Regions from separate parts of the Homo sapiens genome. Here region 2 is linked to region 1. Evidence: read pairs that join two places in POLR2A ChIA-PET (ENCODE). Cell type or tissue: B cell. All regions are shown on one strand. Links, peaks and the distances in the headings refer to the core of each region. The heading gives the core; the rest is flanking DNA. Region 1 overlaps MSN (moesin). Region 2 has its middle 160 kb from the start of MIR223HG.

Region 1 (11,832 bases), core at 1,488-9,487:
TTTCTGGGATGTTAAGCAGCTAGAGGTTCCAGAAGAACTTGCCCCAAGAGGTTCCTAATGGCTCTTTTAAGATTTTCTTTAAGCTTGGTTCTTCTTGCCAAAGGACAATCTCAGTAGAGTGTGATGAAGGGAGAACTACTCGACTCTCCCTGGAATAAAAGTCCATGCAGGGCACACTCAAACATGTCTTCTCAACCTCCGATCTTTGAAGGATTGCCTCCTTTCTAATCCGATTCTCATAAATATGCTGCCTCTACCTGAGTTCACAGCTGGAGGGATGGTCAGTGAAGGCACAAATGACCTGAGAAGTAGAAGCCTATCACTTTCCTTGCTCCAGAGTGCAAAGTTCACCATTTTCCTTATAGTTAAGGTCAGTTACCCACATCAACATAAGAGTAATACTCTATGGATTACTCAGCAACAGCAACCTAACCACTTCACCCTGGAAACTTTTAGGACACGTTTGCATAACTAATTATGTGTTATTTGGATTATCAGAAGAGCCTGTATTCCCTGAGCTCACATTATTTAGAACAGGCAGTCCACAGGTAGCTGAGAAGAGAGGGGATTTTTTTGTTTGTTTGTTTGTGTGTTTGTTTGTTTTTTGAGAGAGTCTCGCTCTGTCACCCAGGCTGGAGTGCAGTGGCTCAATCTCAGCTCACTGCAACCTCTGCCTCCCAGATTCAAGCGATTCTCCTGCCTCAGCCTCCTGAGTAGCTGGGATTATAAGCACTCGCCACCACACCCAGCTAATTTTTTTAGTATTTTTAGTAGAGACGGGGTTTCACCATGTTGGTCAGGCTGGTCTCAAACTCCTGACCTCGTGATCCACCCGCCTCAGCCTCCCAAAGTGCTGGGATTATAGGCATGAGCCACCACGCCTGGCCGAGAAGAGAGTTTTATTATGGATGGTTGAGAGATGATTATATGGCAATGCCTCATTGGTCCTAAATGGTCTATAAATGAGCTGTATCACAGAAGTGAACATTTTCTGATAACTGAGGCTCACCCGTTTAAGGATCATAACTATTCTTAGTGGTGAGCTGAAAGTCTTTCATCTACTGATATACTCTACTGCTTTTGTCAACAGAGACTATTAAAACATGATTTAAACTTCTCTGAGCACCTGAATCCTGAACACTTGATTTTCTACGAGCTAACATTTCAGAGCCTTCCACTGCTAACTTATCCAAGTTTCCCACCAATTCTGAGGTTAACACATAATCATTCCCACTTTACCAACGGGAGAAGTGGAGGCTCAGGGAGGTTAAGGGATTTCTCCAAGGTCAAACAGCAAGTAAGTATGGAAACACAGATATTCCTGCAAGCCTGGCCTACAATAAATGCCTGGAGATACTTTGGATCCACACCTTCTCAAGTAGCCCAAAAAATTATTTAAAATGTCATTTCCTTTTCCTTTTGGAACCTGATCTCAAACTCCCTGCCTCACAAAGCTCCTGAAAGTGCCAATCACTAAGAGTGTGCAGGCAGCTTCCTGTTTGTCTGAAGGGGAAGGGAATAATGCCTGCAGTGGCCTGTGGGCCTAGCCCAGTCAGGGTCAACCTCTGGTAGCAGAGGTTCCAGGATTAAAGGCTGGGCAAGCAGAACTCTGCCCCACCAACTGTGGAAGTCTGGGAATAAAAAGGCAAGAGAAAGGTGGGGCCTGCCATGAGTGGGCAGAATAGAGCCAGCATTTCTGGTAATTCTGCTTCTCCTCTAGTGGCCTGGTTCCTTCAACATAATCAATACTCTCAAGTTAGAAAGCTTCTAAGACCAGGACCAGTGACCACTAGGCTAGAATTTTTCTTTCAAAATATTTGTATTTCACAAATCACTATCTTCCTCAATTATTCAACTGGTGGCTCACCTACAGCTGAGTGCTCTGCAAAATTCCACTTTCCTACCACCTGGACAAGATTCCTGATGTGTATGTTGTTAGGAAGGGGATTCTAATCTAGCTTCTCTGATAATTGACAGGCCCTTCCACAGCTCTTCTTTGTTTGTTTGTTTGTTTGTTTTTAAGCCAGTCAAATTTAGCAGTGGGGGGTTGTACACCCACTTCAGTGGCTGAGGCGTGGTGGCTCACGCCTGCAATCCCAACACTTTGGGAGGTCAAGGCAGGAAGATTGCTTGAAGCCAACAGTTCAAGACCAGCCTGGCCAACACGGCAAAAACCTGTCTCTACTAAAAATATTAAAATTGGCCAGGCACAGTGGTGCACGCCTATACTTGGGAGGCTGAGGCATGAGAACTGCTTGAACCTGGAAGGTGGAGGCTACCGTGAGCCAAGATCATACCACTGCACTCCAACCTGGGTGACAGAGCAAGACTCTGTCTCAAAAAAACAAAAACAAAAACAAAAACTTCAGTGATGCTAATGTTAACAAGTTCTGACAACCCAGTACCATCGGTAACCCACTACCATCGGACCAGCCTCCACTGCTCTTCTGTGGAGAACATTGGAAAAGCATGTGCCTATCACAAACACACACATATGTACACTCACAAAGTTTCTTTCCTTCACCTCAGACAGCTCCAACAGCCAGAGGTCTTCTGAGGTGCAGGATTCTCAGTCAGGTACTGTCTGGAATCAAACCACCCCAAGCTGGCAAAACCACAAAACAGGAAGGGGACCATGCTAAGCATAGAAAATAAGTTTATCCTACCACTAATCACTCCACTGAGCTCATTTAGACACAGGATCTAAAGCAATCTCTATAGGTGGGGCCTACTGAGCATAGAAAGGGGAGCAGCTACCATCATCTTTCATCGCAACAGAAGGGTTCACATATCACATCTTCAGAAAACCTTCCCTCTCAGACAGACAAATCCTCATTACAACTTCTTTATTTTCCACTTAATGAAGAGTATGGCCCCTTTATTTGTGTAGATTTTAAGTGTTCCACCAATTCATCCAGGCATTGGTGGCTCACGCCTTTAATCCCAACACTTTGGGAGGCTGAGGTGATAGGATTGCTTGAGCCCAGGAGCTCAAGACTAGCCTGGGCAACATAGCTAGTACCCTGTCCATACAAAAAATAGAAAAATAACTGGGCATGGTAGAATGCACCTGTAGTCTTAGCCACTCAGGGGGCTGAGACAGGAGGACTGCTTAAGCCCAAGAGTTGGAGGTTACAGTGTGCTATGATCACACCACTGCACTCCGGCCTGGGTAACAGAGTGAGACGCTGTCTCTATATAAAAAAGCTTTTTTGGCCAGGCACAGTGGCTTACGCTTATAATCCCAGCACTTTGGGAGGCCGAGGCGGGTGGATTACTGGAGGTCAGGAGTTCGAGACCAGCCTGACCAACATGATGAAACCCCATCTCTACTAAAAATACAAAATTAGTCTGGCGTGGTGGCATGTGCCTGTAATCCCAGTTACTCGGGAGGCCGAGGCAGGAGAATAGCTTGAACCCGGGAGGCAGAGGTTGCAGTGAGCCGAGATCGCGCCATTGCACTCCAGCCTGGGCAAAAAGAGCAAAACTCTGCCTCAAAAAAAAAAAAGAAAAAAAAGATTTTAATGTTTAAAAAGTGTTCTACCTATTTGCTGATTTGCTTATTAATGAGCCCCTGTAGACTTTAAAATCGGATTTGACATTAAAAGATGGCCAGCACATACTAAGTTAAAAAAGCAGAACAATACGGATTTGTACTATCTGTGCATTTAAAGGCATATATATACAAATGCATGAAAAAAGAGTCTATGGGCTGGGCGCAGTGGCTCATGCCTGTAATCCCCGCACTTTGGGAGGCCGAGGCAGGTGGATCACCTGAGGTCAGGAGTTCAAGACCAGGCTGGCCAACATGGCAAGACCACATTTCTACTAAAAATAGAAAAAATTAGCTGGACATGGTGGCAGGCACCTATAACCCCAGCTACTCGGGAGACTGAGGCATGAGAATCACTTGAACCTGGGAGGCGGAGGTTGCAGTGAGCCAAGATCGCATCACTGCACTCCAGCCTGGGCAACAGAGCAAGACTCCATCTCAAAAAAAAAAAAAAAAGAAAAAGAAAGAAAGAAAAAAAAGAGTTTATGTTCACATAACTAACTGGTTAATGATGGTTGTCTCTGGAGAATACAGTCAGGGGCAGAAGACAGGAGGCTTTATATTTTTCAATGCTGTTTCATTTCTTACAACAAACATGTTTAGTTTCATAATGAAAAATTAATCCAAAATTGTAAAACAAAGTCTGTATTTATTTAAATCTGTTCCACCACACAGCAGAGATTGTGTCTGTTAACTTTCCTTATATGGCTCAGGACTAAAAAAACAGATGGGAAAAGTCCTTTAAAGACTAGGTGAACTTCAGAAGCTCTCTCTATTTTAGGACAGTCAACCTTACCTAGTAAGCATAAACCTACACCTCTCAAATGCTGGCCCTACCCTTTTCTCAGGAGTGGATGGGAGGAAAATATCTCCTACTGCCCCCAAAATTAGTCTACCTTGGCCAAAAAATACCAAGTCTGCAAAGATAAGCAGCTCTGGGCCCTAAAGCAGCCTGGGTGGTGGTGGTGGTGGTGGTGGTGGTGGTGGTGGTGGTGGTGGTGGTGGCGGCGGCGGCAACAGTAGCAATAGCAAGAGTGGATATCCACTGGATGCCCCAACATTATGATCGCCAGGACTTCCTTGCTATCCTCCCTGGTCTATGCCTGTCTCTTCCTAGGCCTCAGCACAGGGGCCAACCAAATCCCTAAACCTCAGGTGCACAAACCTCTCAGGATTAAATTATGCAATGCAGCCCTGCCTGCTGGCCATGCCATAATGAGCAGCACAAACACAAAAAAATTAAAAATTGAGTAATGTCTCAAATATGTACTGTACAGCCAAACTTTGGGCTACTTCACAAAGGTGGACAGAAATGTTTGCATGGCTGCCTGTTAGAATCCACAAAAAGTTTTGATTTGAATATTCCCACTTGACACGAACACTACTGTATTATGTGAAGATATGGGAAAAGGGAGCAGAAATGGCTATGAACATGCTGGCCACTCACAGATAAACAGTCTCTCCAAGGTGCACAAGAGAGACAATGCCTTCCCATTCCCCGGTGCTACCCTGTTCCATTCTGCCAGGGCCCAGCTGGGTCCACATTAGGTAGTTTCCAGTGGATCAATGGAATTGTTGTTTGGCTATCTGGTAGATCTAGCTAAAGGAATCTAAAGAAGACAGTTCCAACATGAAAATAGTAGCTATTAACATATCTATTCAATAAATATTTGTTGAGAATCTACTTTATGCCAGGCATCATTGTGTTGGGTACCGGGGATATAATGGGTGGTGAGAAACCATCTCTGTTCTCATGAAGCTTACACACTAGTGGGCTAGACTGACATAATGGAAAGAACACACTCCTGAGAGTCTTGCCTTCAATACCAGTTTCTGCTTCTGCCTCAATACATGACCTTGAGCAAGTCCCTTCTTCGTGTTGATTTATAGGTGACCAGTAGATCTTCCACTGGCTCAGGTAATTTGCTTCCTTACAAAACATAAAGTCCTGGGGTGGAATGGGGGTATGCAAATGGCCAAGGCAGCAGCAAGAAGCCAAGGGTCCCAACAACAACAATAAAAACAACAAAAGAAGCCATGGGTAGTATGTGGTGAAAACAAAAAGCAATTAATTGAGATTCTCCACTCAAAGACCTTGAATTTGGCTTAGATGGTTCTTCATGAACTGTTTTCCTAAGACAGATGAGATGGGCAGGCCTCTAAAGAGTATACAGTTAGTGACAGACATGAAGATCTGTCCTTCCCACAGTACATGGCAGGCTTCAGACCAGAAGACCTGAAAGGTGCTCAGTTTCACTGCAGCTTCTACACTTCTACCTATAGCTAAAGGGATGTTAAGAAACCCTCTACTCTAAACCACTTATTTTATACTAAAGAGCTAAGGTGATGGTGGCCCCTCCCTCCCCAGGCACTTGTGGTCATTCTTGAGTAGGGCTGTGCTAGGGCCAGTTGGAGTCAGGCTGCTCAAATGAGTGAGGAGATGGTACTTCCCTGCATACTTCCTACTTAAAAAAAAAATAAAAAACTGGCTGTAGGGGCACCTATGTGGGGTTCAGAGAAACTGTAGCATCTGGCATTCTGGGTTCAGAGGCTTGATTGGAATCACATATAGCACAGAACTTTAAAAGGCCAACTGGAACAAACATACTGGAGTGTCCTGGGCCTACCTTCCTTCCTTTGTGCCTCACACCTCACAGACCACTTGCAGATGCATTAGTGCACTGAATGAATCCTCAGCATAACCCTAAAAAGTAGGTTGCTATTACTCTTTCCATTCCACAGATGGGGAACTAAAATCTGGAATGGTTTCAGAATTTGCACTGGTGACTCAAGGCCAGCTAGGCTTTCTCTGTACTTACACTCAGGCCTCTCTTCCCCATAGGTGCTAATACACCTGTCCCTTCTCCAAGGTGTATTTTCTCTATTACTAGTGGTTAGTATGCCCTACCAGGTGCTCATCCAACACTGTTGGATCCCCTGCATTCATTGCTACTGCTTCTCCCTCACCATGTATATTACTGACCAAATGCTCCTCAAAGGTTTGTCCATTCCTAACCACCTCCACCTGGAGAATGGCCCCTTCTTGAGACAGGAAGAGCTAGAAGCTTCCAAATGCACACGTTTAATGAAAGAGCAAGCCTAGGAGCCCAGATGGCTGCAATTCTGCATGGTAAATAACATAACAGAAGTTCTTACAAAGTACAGTGGGCACATAGAAGATAGTACAATACTATCTGGGAGTAATAAAGAAAGTTTCCAATGGAAGTGACATGGAGTGGGGGGGAGATGAAGAAGAGGCACCTGAAATTTCAAGCTGAAGGAAAGAACATAGGCTAAAGCAGAAAGAAGAGGTATGGCATTGCTTTCCACAGTTAAAAAAAAAATCATGGCCAGGTGCAGTGGCTCATACCTGTAATCCCAGCACTTTGGGAGGCTGAGGTGGGTGGATCACTTTAGGCCAGGAGTTCAAGACCAGCCTGGCCAACATGGTAAAACCCTTTCTCTACTAAAAAAATACAAAAATTAGCCAGGTTTGGTGGCACATCCCTGTAATCCCAGCTGCTAGGGAGGCTGAGGCACAAGAATCGCTTGAACCCAGGAGGTGGAGGTTGCAGTGAGCCAAGATTGGACCACTGCACTCCAGCCTGGGCAACAGAGTGAGACTCTGTCTCAAAAAAACAAAACAAAACAAAACAAATTCAACCTGAAAAAGCTGGATGAAAAAAAGAAAAAGGACGGGTATAGCTTACTTGGACTTGGGAAACCTTGGGCCCACAAAGCTACCACATAGCATACATGTGGGAATAAATGGGAGCTGAGTTGGGAGAGGAAGCTAGAATGGGGTGAGGTACCAAAGGGACCTCCCTATATGCTATGCTAAGAGGTTTCAATTTTCTCTTTTCACATTCATGGGAATGTATCTATACTAGCAAATGCTGGGAGTAATCTAAATGCTCCCCCAAAGGAGAATGGTTTTAAATTATGGCATAGCCTTTGAATAGAATTTTACATGGCCATTAGAATGTTCATTTCTTAAAATTAAATAGCATTTATCTAAGTTTTTAGTGATGTGTTAAGTAGGGGGAAAGAAGGAGAACTTTTTTATGTACACTATGATTGCACCACCAAAAACTAAGGTACATATATGAGATACGACAAGAAATACAAATAATTATTGCCATGTTAAAATGATGAATTTATACACAATTTCTCTCTCTATTTGCTAAACTTTGTCATATGCCATGCTGAGTTTTAAAAAAAGGGGAAATATAAAAAAAGAACCACTCTTCTTCCATTTGACTCTACATTCCTTCTTCCTCCACCTGCTTGCCTACCTTCCCAAACCAACAGCCATTTTGATCCACCACCTACAACTGGCATCGCTAACAACCCATGTGAGGTACCTAGGAAGAATGAGAAGCTTCCAGCAAGGCAGCTGCTTCCAGCAGCAAGCTCCTGCATAGCCCACAGGCCATTCCAGCTCAATGCTGGAGAAGAATCTTCCCCCTAACAGCACTGCCCAGCACTACCCAACTAAGGCTTCTCTGGTTAAACTGCCCAAGGATGCCCAAGGAACTTGTTTCTAAAGGAAGGAAAACAGATGCCAAGACTTCTTGTGCTTTCTCCAGGGGGCTCAGAGCAGGTAAGGTTTATGTTCATGGCCAACTCTTAGGTGGCTGAGATCCAATGTGGGATCCTTGTTTCACAAGCAAGCACTGGATAAAGTGTCAGTGAGAAGGACGAAAAGGAGGAAGAAGTAGAGGATGGGTAAAAACAGATCCAGTGAAGGGTACACCTTTCCCATAAACTTGCTTATTCCCTATCAGCCTTGTAGGCCCTCACAGAAAATTCAGAAGTCCCTCTCCTTTGATCTCCAGGACTAATACCAAAGGAAACCATATTTACAAAATACAGGATCAGTTGAAAGCCCAACACTAGGTGTGTGGCAATCTTCCTGACTAGAAATTCTCCCTTTTGCTCCACCCAAGCCCATATCACCTAGCTCTCCCCGTCCAAGGGCAACATAGTCAACAATGATTCAGATAGAGGAAGGGGAAAGGGAGCTTAGCAATTTAAGACTCAGTCAAAAGCAATTTCATAGCCCTACAAAAAGGGATGTTGTGGGGGAGGGAGTAAAGGAAGTGAAATCTCATATGTCCTCAGTTTTAGCTTGTTTCTTTGTCTTCCCTTTCCCTGATGGAACAATGACCAATCCAAGGGTCTTCTATTCTTCCTGAGTCACAGATGACCAAAAATAGCCAGCAACTGTAGTCTGCAGGCTGGACTCCAAGACCCCACCCAAGGCATGTAGTCAACAGTTGTCTCTCCAAGCCAGAATCTCCACAGTGAGCTCTCTGGTAGGTAGATTCAGTATATCCCAGAGCAGAGCTCACTGAAATAGAGGGGGCTGCTTACATGTTGATAGCCAGAGGAGAAAATGACACACTCAATGCCATTCTAAATGGGAAAAGGAAGCTTCTCCGAAAAGTCACCACTCTGCTCTGCTACACGCTTTCCAAGACCCCTTTCCTAGCCTCTTAAAGACTGGGCACAAATAATCAGAATGTCAGAAAAAGCCAATGTCTCTATTTTGTAGATAAGAAAATTAAGCCTCATAAAAGTGACTTGCCCAAGGTCACACAGGCAGAGATTAAAAACCAAATATCTCACTCTTCTTTCCATTGTACCATTTTTTACTAAAAGGTATTTTTAAAGACACCCAGACAAGTGCCCCAAGCTGTAAGTGTCAAAAGCTCAGCTCTTCTAACCTAAAGTTAGACAGCTCAGGACTGGGAAGGGGAGGTAGAGGGAACTTAGACTCAGCCCACCCAGGAAAGCCAAGTGAGAAGGCTAGGCATACAACAGGCATACTTAAAGAACTAGACTTACCAACTGGAAGGCTTTACCTGCTCCAAAGAAATAGTTTCAAATGCTGAAAGCCCTAGCCCCATCCCACCCCCACACTCTGAACCTCTTTAGGCCAATCGAGACCACTCCTAGGCTGTCAGAGATCTAGGTAAGAAGCTGTAGAGGAGTGACCAGGCAGTGCCAAGAGGATAAAGGGAGATAAGAAAGCAGGGTGGAGAAATCACAGTCATTCCAGAGCTCTCCCATCTTCCTCTCTCCTTCCCCACTCCTCCCCCATATTAGGACTCTAAACAAGAAGAAAAGAAGTTTGCAGGTGGTATTGTATAAACTTGAAGAAGGCATTCCCTGTACTAAAGGAGAACAGAGGACTAGTTGAGGTGGGGTGGCAAGGAGAGGGAGTAACTTGAGGGGGGAGAAAATAGCCAAATAAGGCAGACTTGACTGGTAGGAATCATCAGGAAAGGTTCCAGAAGTTGACGTTGCAGGGAGGAAGCCTTTAGTCATCGGTTTCCTCTGGCAACTGGCCTAAGACCAGAAGGAAAAAAACTCCCAACCTTAGGAAAATGCCCAGGCTATGGCAGACAGAAAGGCAACTAGGCTAGATTTTCACCAGGCCCACATCAGGCCCTGCTGGAGCAACTCTTCAAGCACTCAAAGTAGAAAGATGTAGTGTAACCCTAAAGCAAATGGCAGATGTCCCCACCAAGCATATGCTAGATCTACAATGGCCCAGGCACCAAGGGGAATAAGGAACCTGGGAGGGGGGTTTGTTCTTTTCCATTTACATATTTCTTTTTTTTTTTCTTTTTTTTTAGACAGAGTCTTGCTTTGTCACCCAGGCTGGAGTGCAATGGCGTGATCTCAGCTCACTGTAACCTCCACCTCCCAGGTTCAAGTGATTCTCCTGCCTCAGCCTCCCAAGTAGCTGGGATTACAGGCTCCCGCCAACACGCCCGGCTATTTTTTCTATTTTTAGTAGAGACAAGGTTTCACCATATTGGCCAGGCTGGTCTCAAATTCCTGACCTCAAATGATCCACCTGCCTCAGCCTCTCAAAGTGCTGGGATTACAGGCATGAGCCACCACACGCAAACTCCATGTGCCTCTTTCTAATATTGCTGATATTTTCATGTTGGAGAAAAAGAAAATTAAAAGGCAAAGAAGTTATGTGACTTTTCTTCTTTGTAAAGGAATTAGTCAGTCTCCCACAAGTATCTACAAGGATGTTTGGAGAGGAGTTTAGCTCACTTAAAACCCTTGAAAATAGCAAAGATTTGTACGACTTAACTAATGATGCCCAGATTGACTGTTACCTTGACCCTCACCCTCCAACTCTATACCATAGATTAGTCAACCTCAGTTAAAAATTACAACAGATAAAAGAGGCTCTTGGTGAGCTTCATCAAACATCCAGGCTGAGAATCTGAAAAAATAAATGGATCAGCCAGGCGCAGTGCCTCACGCTTGTAATCCCAGCACTTTGGGAGGCTGAAGCAGGCAGATCACCCGAGGTCAGGAGTTCAAGACCAGCCTGGCCAACATGGTGAAACCTCATCTCTACTAAAAAAAATATAAAAATTAGCCGGGCGTGGCGGCGCACACCTGTAGTCCCAGCTACTTGGGTGGCTGAGGCAGGAGAATCTCTTGAACCCAGGAGATGGAGGTTGCAGTGAGCCAAAGTCATGCCACTGCACTCCAGCCTGGGCAACAGAGCAAGACTCCGTCTCAAAAAAAAAAGAAAAGAAAAAAAAGGAAATGGATCATGGGTTGGAGGGAAGGCAGATTAGATCACGAAAGTAAGATCAGGAACCTTATCTAAACACACAACTTGAGAAAAATAAGACTTGATCCTTCTCAGGTATTTAATGGAGGCCAAGGCTAAAGAGAGGGAAAGAAATACTGATCAAGCCTGACAGGTATGCCTTGTTCCCCCTCCTAGGCCTTGGCCCCAGTCACTTCCCAAATATATACCCAGGAAAAAAATTTTCAGGATTATATCTTGTTTTGTACAACCAAATTGTCATATCTCAACTCTTCTCTCATTAGGCCCTGATCACTACCCTGGATGCACAAAGTATCTATCAAATTCCCACAAGGTAGAAGGGTTGCCAGGAATGGGAAGAAACTTCAATATTCGAAGTCACCAATCACAGAAGATAACTGGCAAAACAGTTCTACTAAGCAAGCACAGAGCCATTTGCCATATTAGTGGCCTAAGAGCTATGTCAACACTTACCTTATGCCACAACAAGCCGATTGAAAGGAGCATCAGATCTGGTATCTGTGTCATTAGGCACAGACAAAGGGCTGTGCTTTGAAAGTCGCCCAAAAGGCCTTTTCTCCAAATTCAAGACCCAGATGCTGCAGCTGTGCCCTGGCCAGAAAACGTCATACTCCTCCACCTCTAACAACCACACACTGAGAAATCCTCCCTGCCATCTCCACCCTTT
Region 2 (11,832 bases), core at 2,335-10,334, 170 kb before region 1:
ACATACTCCAGAGTTGTGAGGAACAAGATCAGAGAGTTTTATGACTCAACCAAGATAGGCATCTGAATATGAGGTTGAAGATTGAACTTGATCTGCCAGACAATAAAAAGCCACTGCTTTTTGAGCAGGAGAGTGACATGATTGGAGTTGCACCTTGGGAAAGGCCTGTAATATGTGGAGGTGGCATCCAAAGACAGTAAGAAGCAACTAGATTAAGTCCAAACCCTGTCTCTGAGACAGCAATTTCCTCTATCTTATGACCTCAAAGCAGTTTATAGACCCTGGTAGGAGGCCCTGGTGTGTATATGTTTGAGGGGTATGTTAGTTTGCATGTGCACACTTCTGTATGGATATGTGTGAATCCTTGCTAATATATATCTAAGTATGTGTACATAAGAATGCACTTGCATGGCCTATATGCTGGTGTATCAGTGTGGAGGCATGTATAAATAGAATGCCTAGGTGTGTATGTGTACAAGTACTTGCTTGTTTGTGTGTATGTGAATATATGTACCCATATGGAAGTACATGAGAGGGTCCCTGTAGGAAGATATATGTGCGTAGTTCTATGAATATGTCTAAAAACTATCTGTCTGCATGTACATGTTGCTGTCTGCATTTGTGTGCATCTACTCTCATGTATGTGAGTATGTATCTTGACACACAATTAAGTTTTAATTGCAGAGCATCCCCTTTTGGATTGCAAAGGATGGATTTTCATTCCCAGACTGGTCTTTTCCATACCCTCCACCACCCTCCTGACCCACTTATATCCACTGCAAGCTGCTGAGGGAATGTACATCTTCTTTAATATTTGCTTTCACAAAACAGAATAGGAAAAGTAAAACATTCTCGGGTCCACTTGAGGTCTGAGAGAGTTTGCTCTGGGACCTCCAAGCCCATAGGGGGAACTAAGGCTTTCTGTAAATTAGGTTTGCAGAAAAAAACAGACTATGGCTGGGTACAGTTAGTCAGTGGAGAAAGCCTGCTGATTGCTGATTGTATTAACCATGTGTAAATGGGGAACAGGCTGGGAAATACTGGTAGAGGTAGGGAAAACCCAATATGGAGTTGATCTCTGGTCAGAATGCTTCAGTCAGCATTTGACATGTTTTCCCTTGGACAATGGCAGCTGGCTTCCACTCACCAGTGACCGTAACCTGCCAGTATACAGGCCCTAGGCCCTTACCCCTTGCCCTCTCTTTCTTTAGATTTGTCCTTCTCCTTAACATTGTCACATCCCTGACTATCAGCACTGGCCCAGTTCTCTTCCTCTCAGCACTAACACAACACTACTAAAGTAGACAGAATAATTGCCTCCCTAATATATCTTTATCCTAATCTCCAGAGCCCAAGAAAATGTTACTTTACATGGCAAAAGAGAATTTGTAGATGTGATTAAGTTAAGAATCTTGAGATGAGGGGATATCCTGGATTATCTGGGTGGGCCCAGTGCAATCACAAGGGTCCTTATAAGAGGGAGACGAGAGAGTCAAAGTTAGAAAAAAAGTAATGTGAAGATGTAAGCAGAGAGAGGAAGACAGAGAGGGAGGAAGGGAGCAGAGAGATTGGAAGATGCTACACTTTTGCCTCTGAAGATGAAGGAAGGGGGCAGCAGTCAAGGAATGTAGACATTCGATAGACGCTGGAAAAGGCAAGGAAATTTATTTTCCCCTAGAGCTTCAAGAAGGAATGCAGCTCTGCTGAACCATTTTAGACTTCTGTTTTCCAGAACTGTAAAAGAATGCATTTGCATTGTTTCAAGCCACTAAGTTGGTGGTGATATTTTAGAGAAGCATTAGGAAACTAATACAACCTTCTTCAATATTGCCTGGGCTCTCCCTATTCAGAGTTTTCCCAAACCCTGCCCACACTTTGCATTGACCAGTCCTCCTCCCTCTCCATATTATTCTTGACGTTTCCCTTCAGCATTGCCCTGCTCCTACCCCAGCCCCCCCTCTAGTAGTCCTGCCCTACCCTGCCTTGGTTTCCTTAGTGGTTCCTGGCCTCAACTCTGATTCTCTTTGGTGACCATGGCTTGGTGTACTCCATGAAGACCCCCACAGTCTACAGAGCCTCGTGGGGAAGGATGTGGGGAAAACATGGCTGCTTTTTTCAGGAAACACCATGGCGTCTCCTGGTTGTGAAAGGTGAGGAGAAGGCAGTCTTGCCAGGCTCCACCCTGATGTGCTTACACCTGCCTCCTCTTCATATCATTACCTTGTCCTTGACTTTCCTTAGGGCCAATCCTGTGATTTTTTGCTACGGGTGAATTCATCAAAAGAGGCCTGTCTTACCCACTCATTAGTAAGGTTCCTGAGTTCTATGAGGGCTTGAAATAGGCTCCATTTTGGCCTGAGGATCTCAGCATCTTGGGATCTATGTTCAGTGTGCCCCTAGCTGCAAGGATCACTGGTTTAAACATGGGAGAGGAGATCAGGAAGGGGAGGCCACAGGAGTTACAGAGGACTCTGGAAATACAGAGAGATCTGTGATTTACTCAGTGGGTATTTGATAGACTAAGAAGGCAAATTCAAGACAAAGAGAACTGGATTTATATCTTAGCAGCAGGGATTGGAAAGACATATCCAAAGGACTTATTGAATAGTATTGTTACTTAAAAGCAGTGTTTCCTAAGCCAACTTTCAAAGAATGGGTTTCTGTTCATTGTCATTTTGTAGGGAAAAGGGGGTTGTTCAGTGGCCGAGTGAATTGGGAAGTGTTGGTTTAAGAAAGTGAAATGTGGGGGTCTGTTCCAAGATGGCCGAATAGGAACAGCTCTGGTCTGCAGCTCCCAGCATGATCGAAGCAGAAGACGAGTGATTTCTGCATTTCCAACTGAGGTACCTGGTTCATCTCATTGGGACTGGTCGGAAAGTGGCTGCAGCCCATGGAGGGTGAGCTGAAGCAGGGAGGGTCCTCGCCTCACCCAGGAAGAGCAAAGGTTGAGGGATTTCCCTTTCCTAGCCAAGAGAAGCCATGACAGACTGTACTGGGAAAATCGGGACACTGTCACCTAAACACTGTGCTTTTCTAATGGTCTTATCAAATGGCACACCAGGAGATTATATCCCATGACTGGCTCAGCAGGTCCCATGCCCATGGAGCCTTGCTCACTGCTGGTCCAACATCAAACTGTGAAGCGGCAAACCTGGCTTGGTGAGGGGCATCCACCATTGCTGAGGCTTGAGTAAGTAAACAAAGTGCCGGGAAGCTTGAACTGGGTGGAGCCCACTGCAGCTCAAGGAGGCCCGCCTGCCTCTGTAGACTCCACCTCTTGGGGCAGGGCATAGCTGAACAAAAGGCATGAGAAACTTCTGCAGACTTAAACGTCCCTGTCTGACAGCTCTGAAGAGAGAAGTGGTTCTCCAAGCACAGTGTTTGAGCTCTGAGAACTGACAGACCACCTCCTCAAGTTGGTCCCTGACCGCCATGTAGCCTAACTTGGAGACACCTCCCAGTAGGGGCCGACTGACACCTCATACAGCTGGGTGCCCCTCTGAGACGAAGCTTCCAGAGGAAGGATCAGGCAGCTATAATTGCTGTACTGCAATATTTGCTGTTCTGCAGTCTCTGCTAGTGATACCCAGGCAAACAGGGTCTGGAGTGGACCTCCAGCAAACTCCAACAGACCTGCAGCTGAGGGACATGACTGTTAGAAGCAAAACTAACAAACAGAAAGGAACAGCATCAACATCAACAAAAAGGACATCCACACCAAAACCCCATCTGTAGGTCACCATCATCAAAGACCAAAGGTAGATAAAACCACAAAGATGGGGAGAAACCAGAGCAGAAAAGCTGAAAATTCTAGAAACCAGAGTGCCCCTTCTCCTCCAAAGGATTGCAGCTCCACACCAGCAATGGAACAAAGCAGGATGGAGAATGACTTTGACAAGTTGACAGAAGTAGGCTTCAGGAACTCGGTAAAAACAAACTTCTCCGAGCTAAAAGAGGATGCTTGAAGCCATTGCAAGGAAGCTAAAAACCTTGAAAAAAAGATTAGACGAATGGCTAGCTAGAATAAACAGTGTAGAGAAGACCTCAAATGACCTGATGGAGCTGAAAACCACGGCACAAGAACTACATGATGCTTACACAAGCTTCAGTAGCTGATTCGATCAAGTGGAAGAAAGGGTATCAGTGATTGAAGATCAAATTAATGAAATAAAGTGAGAAGATAAGTTTAGAGAAAAAAGAGTAAAAAGAAATGAACAAAACCTCCAAGAAATATGAGATTATGTGAAAAGACCAAATCTATGCTTGACTGGTATAACAGAAAGTGACGGGGAGAATGGAACCAAGCTCGAAAACACTCTTCAGGATATTCTCAGGAGAACTCCCCCAACTTATCAAGGAAGGTCAACATTCAAATTCAGGGAAGACAGAGAACACCACAAAGATACTCCTCGAGAAGAGCAACCCCAAGACACATAATTGTCAGATTCACTAAGGTTGAAATGAAGGAAAAAATGCTAAGGGCAGCCAGAGAGAAAGGTCCGGTTACCCACAAAGGGAAGCCCCTCAGACTAACAGCTGATCTCTCAGCAGAAACCCTGCAAGCCAGAAGAGAGTGGAGGCCAATATTCAACATTCTTAAAGAAAAGAATTTTCAACCCAGAATTTCATAACCAGCCAAACTAAACTTCATAAGTGAAGAAGAAATAAAATCCTTTACAGACAAGCAAATGCTGAGAGATTTTGTTACCACCAGGCCTGCCTTACAAGAACTCCTGAAGGAAGCACTAAACCTGGAAAGGAACAACCAGTACCAGCCACTGCAAAAACATGCCTAATTGTAAAGACCATCTATGCTAGGAAGACACTGCATCAACTAACAGGCAAGATAAATAGCTAACATCATAATGACAGGATCAAATTCACACATAACAATATTAACCTTAAATGTAAATGGGCTAAATACTCCAATTAAAAGACACAGACTGGCAAATTGGATAAAGAGTCAAGACCCATCAGTGTGCTGTATTCAGGAGACCCATATCACGTGCAAAGACACACATAGGCTCAAAATAAAGGGATGGAGGAAGATGTACCAAGGAAATGGAAAGCAAAAAAAAAGCAAGGGTTGCAGTCCTAGTCTCTGATAAAACAAATTTTAAACCAACAAAGATCAAAAGAGACAAATAAGGCCATTACATAATGGTAAAGGAATCAGTTCAACAGGAAGTGCTAACTATCCTAAATATATATGCACCCACACCCAATACAGGAGCAAACAGATTGATAAAACAAGTCCTGAGAGACCTAAAAAGAGACCTAGACTCCCCACACAATGATAATGTGAAGCTTTAACACCCCAATGTCAATATTAGACAGATCAAGGAAACAGAAGGTTAATAAGGATATCCGGGACTTGAACTCAGCTCTGCACCAAGCAGACCTAATAGACATTTACAGAACCCTCCATGCCAAATCATCAGAATATACATTCTTCTTAACATCACCTTGCACTTGTTGCAAAATTGACCACATCGTTGGAAGTAAAGCACTCCTCAGCAAATATAAAAGAACAGAAATCACAACAAACTGTCTCTCAGACCACAGTGCAATCAAATTAGAACTCAGCATTAAGAAACTCACTGAAAACCGCACAACTATATGGAAACTGAACAACTTGCTCCTGAATGACTACTGGGTACCTAATGAAATGAAGGCAGAAATAAAGAAGTTCTTTGAAACCAACGAGAACAAAGAAACAATGTACCAGAATTTCTGGGACACCTTTAAAGCAGTGTGTAGAGGGAAATTTATAGCACTAAATGCCCACAAGAGAAAGCAGGAAAGATCTAAAATTGACACCCCAACATCACAATTAAAAGAACTAGAGAAGCAAGAGCAAACACATTCAAAAGCTAGTAGAAGGCAAGAAATAACTAAGATCAGAGCAGAACTGAAGGAGATAGAGACACAAAACCCCTTCAAAAAATCAATGAATCCAGGAGCTGTTTTTTGAAAAGATCAACAAACTTGATACACCACTACTAATAAAGAAGAAAAGAGAGAAGAATCAAACAGACACAATAAAAACTGATAAAGGGGATATCACCATATCACCACCGATCCCACAGAAATACAAACTACCATCAGAGAATACTATAAACACCTCTATACAAATAAACCAGAAAATCTAGAAGAAATGGATAATTTCCTGGACACATACACCCTCCCAAGACTAAACCAGGAAGAAGTTGAATTGCTGAATAGACCAATAACAGGCTCTGAAATTGAGGCAATAATTAATAGCTTACCAACTAAAAGAATTCCAGGACCAGATGGATTCACAGTTGAATTCTACCAGAGGTACAAAGAGGAACTGGTACCATTCCTTCTGAAACTATTCCAATCAATAGATAAAGAGGGAATCCTCCCTAACTCATTTTATGAGGCCAGCATAATCCTGATACCAAAATCTGGCAGAGACACAACAGTAAAATACTGGCAAATCGAATCCAGCAGCACATCAAAAAGCTTATCCACCATGATCAAGTTGGCTTCATCCCTGGGATGCAAGGCTGGTTCAACATACACAAATCAATAAATGTAATCCATCACATACACAGAACCAAAGACAAAAACCACATGATTATCTCAATAGATGCAGAAAAGACCTTCGACAAAATTCAACAACGCTTCATGCTAAAAACTCTCAATAAACTAGGTATTGATGGGATGTATCTCAAAATAATAAGAGCTATTTATGACAAACCCACAGCCAATATCATACTGAATGGGCAAAAACTGGAAGCATTCCCTTTGAAAACTGGCACAAGACAGGGATGCCCTCTCTCAGCACTCCTCTTCAACATAGTGTTGGAAGTTCTGGCCAGGGCAATCAGGCAAGAGAAAGAAATAAAGGGTATTCAACTAGGAAAAGAGGAAGTCAAATAGTCTCTGCAGATGACATAATTGTATATTTAGAAAACCCTATCGTCTCAGCCCAAAATCTCATTAAGCTGATAAGCAACTTCAGCAAAGTCTCAGGATGCAAAATCAATATGCAAAAAATCAAAAGCATTCTTATACACCAGTAACAGACAGAGAGTGAAATCATGAGTGAACTACGACTCACGATTGCTACAAAGAGAATAAAATACCTAGGAATCCAACTTACAACGGATGTGAAGGACCTCTTCAAGGAGAATTAGAAACCACTGCACAACAAAATAAAAGAGGACACAAATAAATGGAAGAACATTCCATGCTCATGGATAGGAAGAATCAATATCATGAAAATGGCCATACTGCCCAAGGTAATTTATAAATTCAATGCCATCCCCATCGAGCTACCAATGACTTTCTTCACAGAATTGGAAAAAACTACTCTAAAGCTCATATGGAACCCAAAAACAGCCTGCATTGACAAGACAATCCTAAGCAAAAAGAACAAAGCGGAGGCATCACACTATCTGACTTCAAACTAAACTACAAGCCTACTGTAACCAAAGCAGCATGGTACTGGTACCAAAACAGATATAAAGACCAATGGAACAGAACACAGCCCTCAGAAATAATACCACACATCTACAACCATCTGATCTTTGACAAACCTGATGAAAACAAGAAATGGGGAAAGGATTCCCTATTGAATAAGTGGTGCTGGGAAAACTGGTTAGCCATATGTAGAAAGCTGAAACTGGATTCCTTCCTTACACCTTATACAAAAATTAATTCACGATGGATTAAAGACTTAAATGTTAGACCTAAAACCATAAAAACTCTAGAAGAAAACCTAGGCAATACCATTCAGGATATAGGCATGGGCAAGGACTTCATGACTAAAACACCAAAAGCAATGGCAACAAAAGCCAAAATAGACAAATGGGATCTAATTAAACTAAAGAGCTTCGGCACAGCAAAAGAAACTTCCATCTGAGTGAATAGGCAACCTACAGAATGGGAGAAAATTTTTACCCATCTGACAAAGGGCTAACATCCAGAATCTACAAAGAACTTAAACAAATTTAAAGAAAAAAATCAAAACACCCCATCAGAAGTGGGCAAAGGGTATGAACAGACACTTCTCAAAAGAAGACATTTATGCAGCCAAAAAACACATGAAAAAATGCTCACCATCACTGGCCATCAGAAAAATGCAAATCAAAACCACAATGAGATACCATCTCACACCAGTTAGAATGGCAATCATTAAAAAGTCAGGAAACAACAGGTGCTGGAGAGGATGTGGAGAAATAGGAACACTTTTACACTGTTGGTGGGACTGTAAACTAGTTCAACCATTGTGGAAGGCAGTGTGGCGATTCCTCAAGGATCTAGAATTAGAAATAACATTTGACCCAGCCATCCCATTACTGGGTATATACCCAAAGGATTATAAATCATGCTGCTATAAAAACACATGAACATGTATGTTTATTGCAGCACTATTCACAATAGTGAAGACTTGGAACCAACCCAAATGTCCATCAATGATAGACTGGATTAAGAAAATGTGGCACATATACACCATGGAATACTATGCAGCCATAAAAAAGGATGAGTTCATGTCCTTTGTAGGGACATGGATGAAGCTGGAAATCATCATTCTGAGCAAACTATCACAAGGACAGAAAACCAAACACTGCATGTTCTCACTCATAGGTGGGAATTGAACAATGAGAACACTTGGACACGGGGTGGGGAACATCACACACTTAGTCCTGTCGTAGGGTGGGGGGATGGGGAAGGGATAATAGCATTAGGAGAAATACCTAATGTAAATGACGAGTTAATGGGTGCAGCAAACCAACATGACAGATGTATACATATGTAACAAACTTGCACGTTGTGCACATGTACTCTAGAACTTAAAGTATAATTTAAAAAAAAGAAAAGAAAGTGAAATGTGTTTCTTTACTGTAGGATTTCTCTAATCTATGAATGTATTAATATGTGTAACAAAGGGACCAGTCCAGAATGCAGTATTTCCCAATTTGTTTAACTCTGAGAATCCTGAGGGCTACTGCTATTGCCACCTCATGCAACAAAAATAATCAGAACACAGTTTGGGGAATAATCATTTAAATTGCTGAAAAAACAGTGACATGAAGAGAAATTAGACTTTTCTCTCCTCATCCAGAAGGCAAAATTATAAAATTTACTAATAAAATTCAACAAATCCCTTGAATCAGCTACATGCTGGACAACTGGGTAGCTATATTTTTCAGTGTCCATGGAAGGAAAATTGAGGCAGGGCAAGAGAACAGCAAAACAAACTCTCTTTCCTTAAAGTTCTCTAAACTAAGCTAACTAATCCCAGCTACTTTAGCCTTTGTTCTGGGACCCCATGAAAATATTTGTCTCAGTGCTCTCTGTTTTGCATCTCCATAGCTAGAGTCCACTGAGGTATTTCTTAGAGATTGACATTACCTGACTGATGATATCTCCAAGGTTCTGAAAGGGAACCTTGGGCCAAGAAAGGTTAATTCGTATGCCTCCAGATACACAAGGAATTCAGTGCCAGCATAGCCTTACCATCTATGTTTTGTAAAGATCATTTTTAGGCCCTTAGATGCAAAATGACAGACATATAGCATGAGTTCCCATGTCTTATACCCATGACAAACATCTGAAATTAGTCATAATACTGTTTATCTCTGAGTCTGTACACATCCTCAGAATCCTTCTCCATACAGCTCTCCTAGTACATGCTACTCATTGATCAGGGCTGGAAAATGAAGGAAAATCTCTCAGCCACTTCTTCCCTAAAGAGAACCTGTCACTAATGTTTGAATGGGGTAAGGAAGACATCAGGTGACAGTGGGTAGCCAAGGAATGGGTACCCTTCTGCTGGGGCAAAGGTGTAAGTGGTTTTTTTTTTTCCTTTCTAGGCCATGAGAGCTCATACAACATTGCCCAAACAAACCTGTGCCATGTGCCCCAGCCAATCACCTCCAGGACCACTCAGGGCTACCTTGACCCCACATCTCTGAGTCAGGTGCCTGAGGACAAGCAATTTAAATTTATTTTGAAGCACAAGAGCAAACTACCCAGTGTATTGGAGAGAGGTAAGGGCTGAGTCCTTGATGCCAGGCTCTGTGTGGATCCTAGAGACACAGAAACAGTATACGGGCCCTTTGATCCAGCCCCTCTCTGAAAGGGAAAAACAATTTTTTTCTCTCTACTCTGCTCAACACACTCACAGCACATTTCTGTGATCAGATGTTGGGGGGTGGGGGTTTCTTACACCAAACAGTTCTCCAGCAGACACCAGCTAGGTGTCCTGTAAGTCAATTACTATCTCCACGTAGATAGTGTCAGATCCCACAGTTTAAGAGCTCAGTCCCACAAGACTGCCCCCTACTTCAGACATCAATTACAAGTCTCAGGTTGTGACCTGTACTTCTGACAGACTGGCTACAAACTGAGGTTCCCACAACCTCTTCCTTTGGTTTGATCAGTTTGCTAGGATGGCTCACAGAATTCAGGAAAACTCTTACAATTTCCAGCTTATTATAAAGGATATAGAAGAAGAAATGGACAAGGCAAGTGGGGATGGGGGTGGATCTTCCATGCCTTACCTGGACACACCACCCTTCCAGCAACTCCACACGTGTTCAGCTACCCAGAAACTCATCAAATCTTACTGTTCAACAGTTTTCATAGAGCTTGGTCTCTAACCACCCCCATTCCCAGAGAACTGTAGGTGGGGCTGAAAGTTTCAACCCTCTAATCCTCTAATTGCTTGGTTTTTCCAGTGACTGGTGCCATCCTGAGGCTACCTAGAGGCCCCACCCTAAGTAACCTCATTAGCATAAACTCAGGATGTATCAAATGGGCTTATTATGCATAATAAAAAATGCTCCTATCATTCAGAAAATCCAGAGGTTTTAGGAGCTCTATGACAGTAACTAGGGAGAAAGACCAAATATATTTCATACTATACCACACCCTCCCTGCTCTTCTTACCTTGGTGTTCCCAGCCTCTGCCTCTGTCCCCACAGTGCTCCCCTACTCCTAGTATCCCTCTCACTGCCATCTAACTCTTCCGGTGTATTTTGGGGGACTGCCAACTCTCTGTGTCCTAACTTCATCTCGCCCAACTTCTACTCACAAAACTTAGAGTGAAGAAAAGACTAAAGAAAAAGAAAGTCCCTGCTGTACTGGACCCTGCAGAGAAACCCTACCTTACCCTTAGAAAGTTCCATGGTATATTCACCACAGGAAGAGAATTATCATAAGCTCTTTGGCCTGGATCTGTCTACACTGTACCAAACAAGCCACCTGCCCAGGCTTATCATGATAAATCACTTCTGGCTGAAGGCAAAAGAGCTGTGTCCTAAGGGCTGGGCCTAGGCTTAAGATTCCAAAGCCATTGTAGATCAGGGCTCAGCCCCCTCATGCATTTATGCTCTGCCTTACTAGTGAGGGTACCTCATCCTAACAGCGTATGCATAATCCCCATACGTCTCAATCTACAGGCTAAGCCAGTGGCCTCAACCCAGTAGAACACACCCATCTTCTCAGGCAAGAGCTCTCCAGCTAGACCTAGCCTCCAATTAATGCTTAGATGTGAAAGGTAACTGCTTTCAGAATGTGTTTTGATGGCGATTGTCAATGCTCCTTGCTTACCACATAATCTCTTATACAGTCACAGTGACTGACTTGCCACCATTAAGATCATGTGGTCAGGCAAAGACTGAGAAACCCATCTGGAATGTTAGAGTGGAGTTGAGTTCTGCAGCAGGTAAAAGAATAGTCTACAGGACCCTGTGGATAGAGGGGATATATGGGGGTCTAGGGAATTTGTGGCAAGTGTATTGTCATGTCCCAGGAAACCTTGGAAATTGGATTAGAGGGCACCTGCCCAACATC

Evidence for each region. Peaks named below come from ENCODE experiments on the same cell type or tissue, not always from the same donor. Only the 100,000 strongest peaks of a DNase experiment are listed, where the experiment ranks them.
Region 2: POLR2A ChIA-PET joins it to region 1 with 10 read pairs; 2 of 35 experiments call an interaction of 5 or more read pairs at or near these places.

What each region holds. Positions count from the first base shown.
Region 1 is chrX:65,676,120-65,687,951 of GRCh38, reverse strand. The region is part of intron 1 of MSN (moesin); the gene reads right to left. Among named protein-coding and RNA genes, the nearest start is that of MSN, 14 kb to the right of the region's middle. In B cell, for the core only: no CTCF peak of the experiment used is centred there; a DNase peak (open chromatin) is centred at 8,621; H3K4me3 peaks cover 703 bases; H3K27ac peaks cover 7,372 bases.
Region 2 is chrX:65,847,714-65,859,545 of GRCh38, reverse strand. No RefSeq gene overlaps it. Among named protein-coding and RNA genes, the nearest start is that of MIR223HG, 160 kb to the left of the region's middle. In B cell, for the core only: no CTCF peak of the experiment used is centred there; no DNase peak of the experiment used is centred there.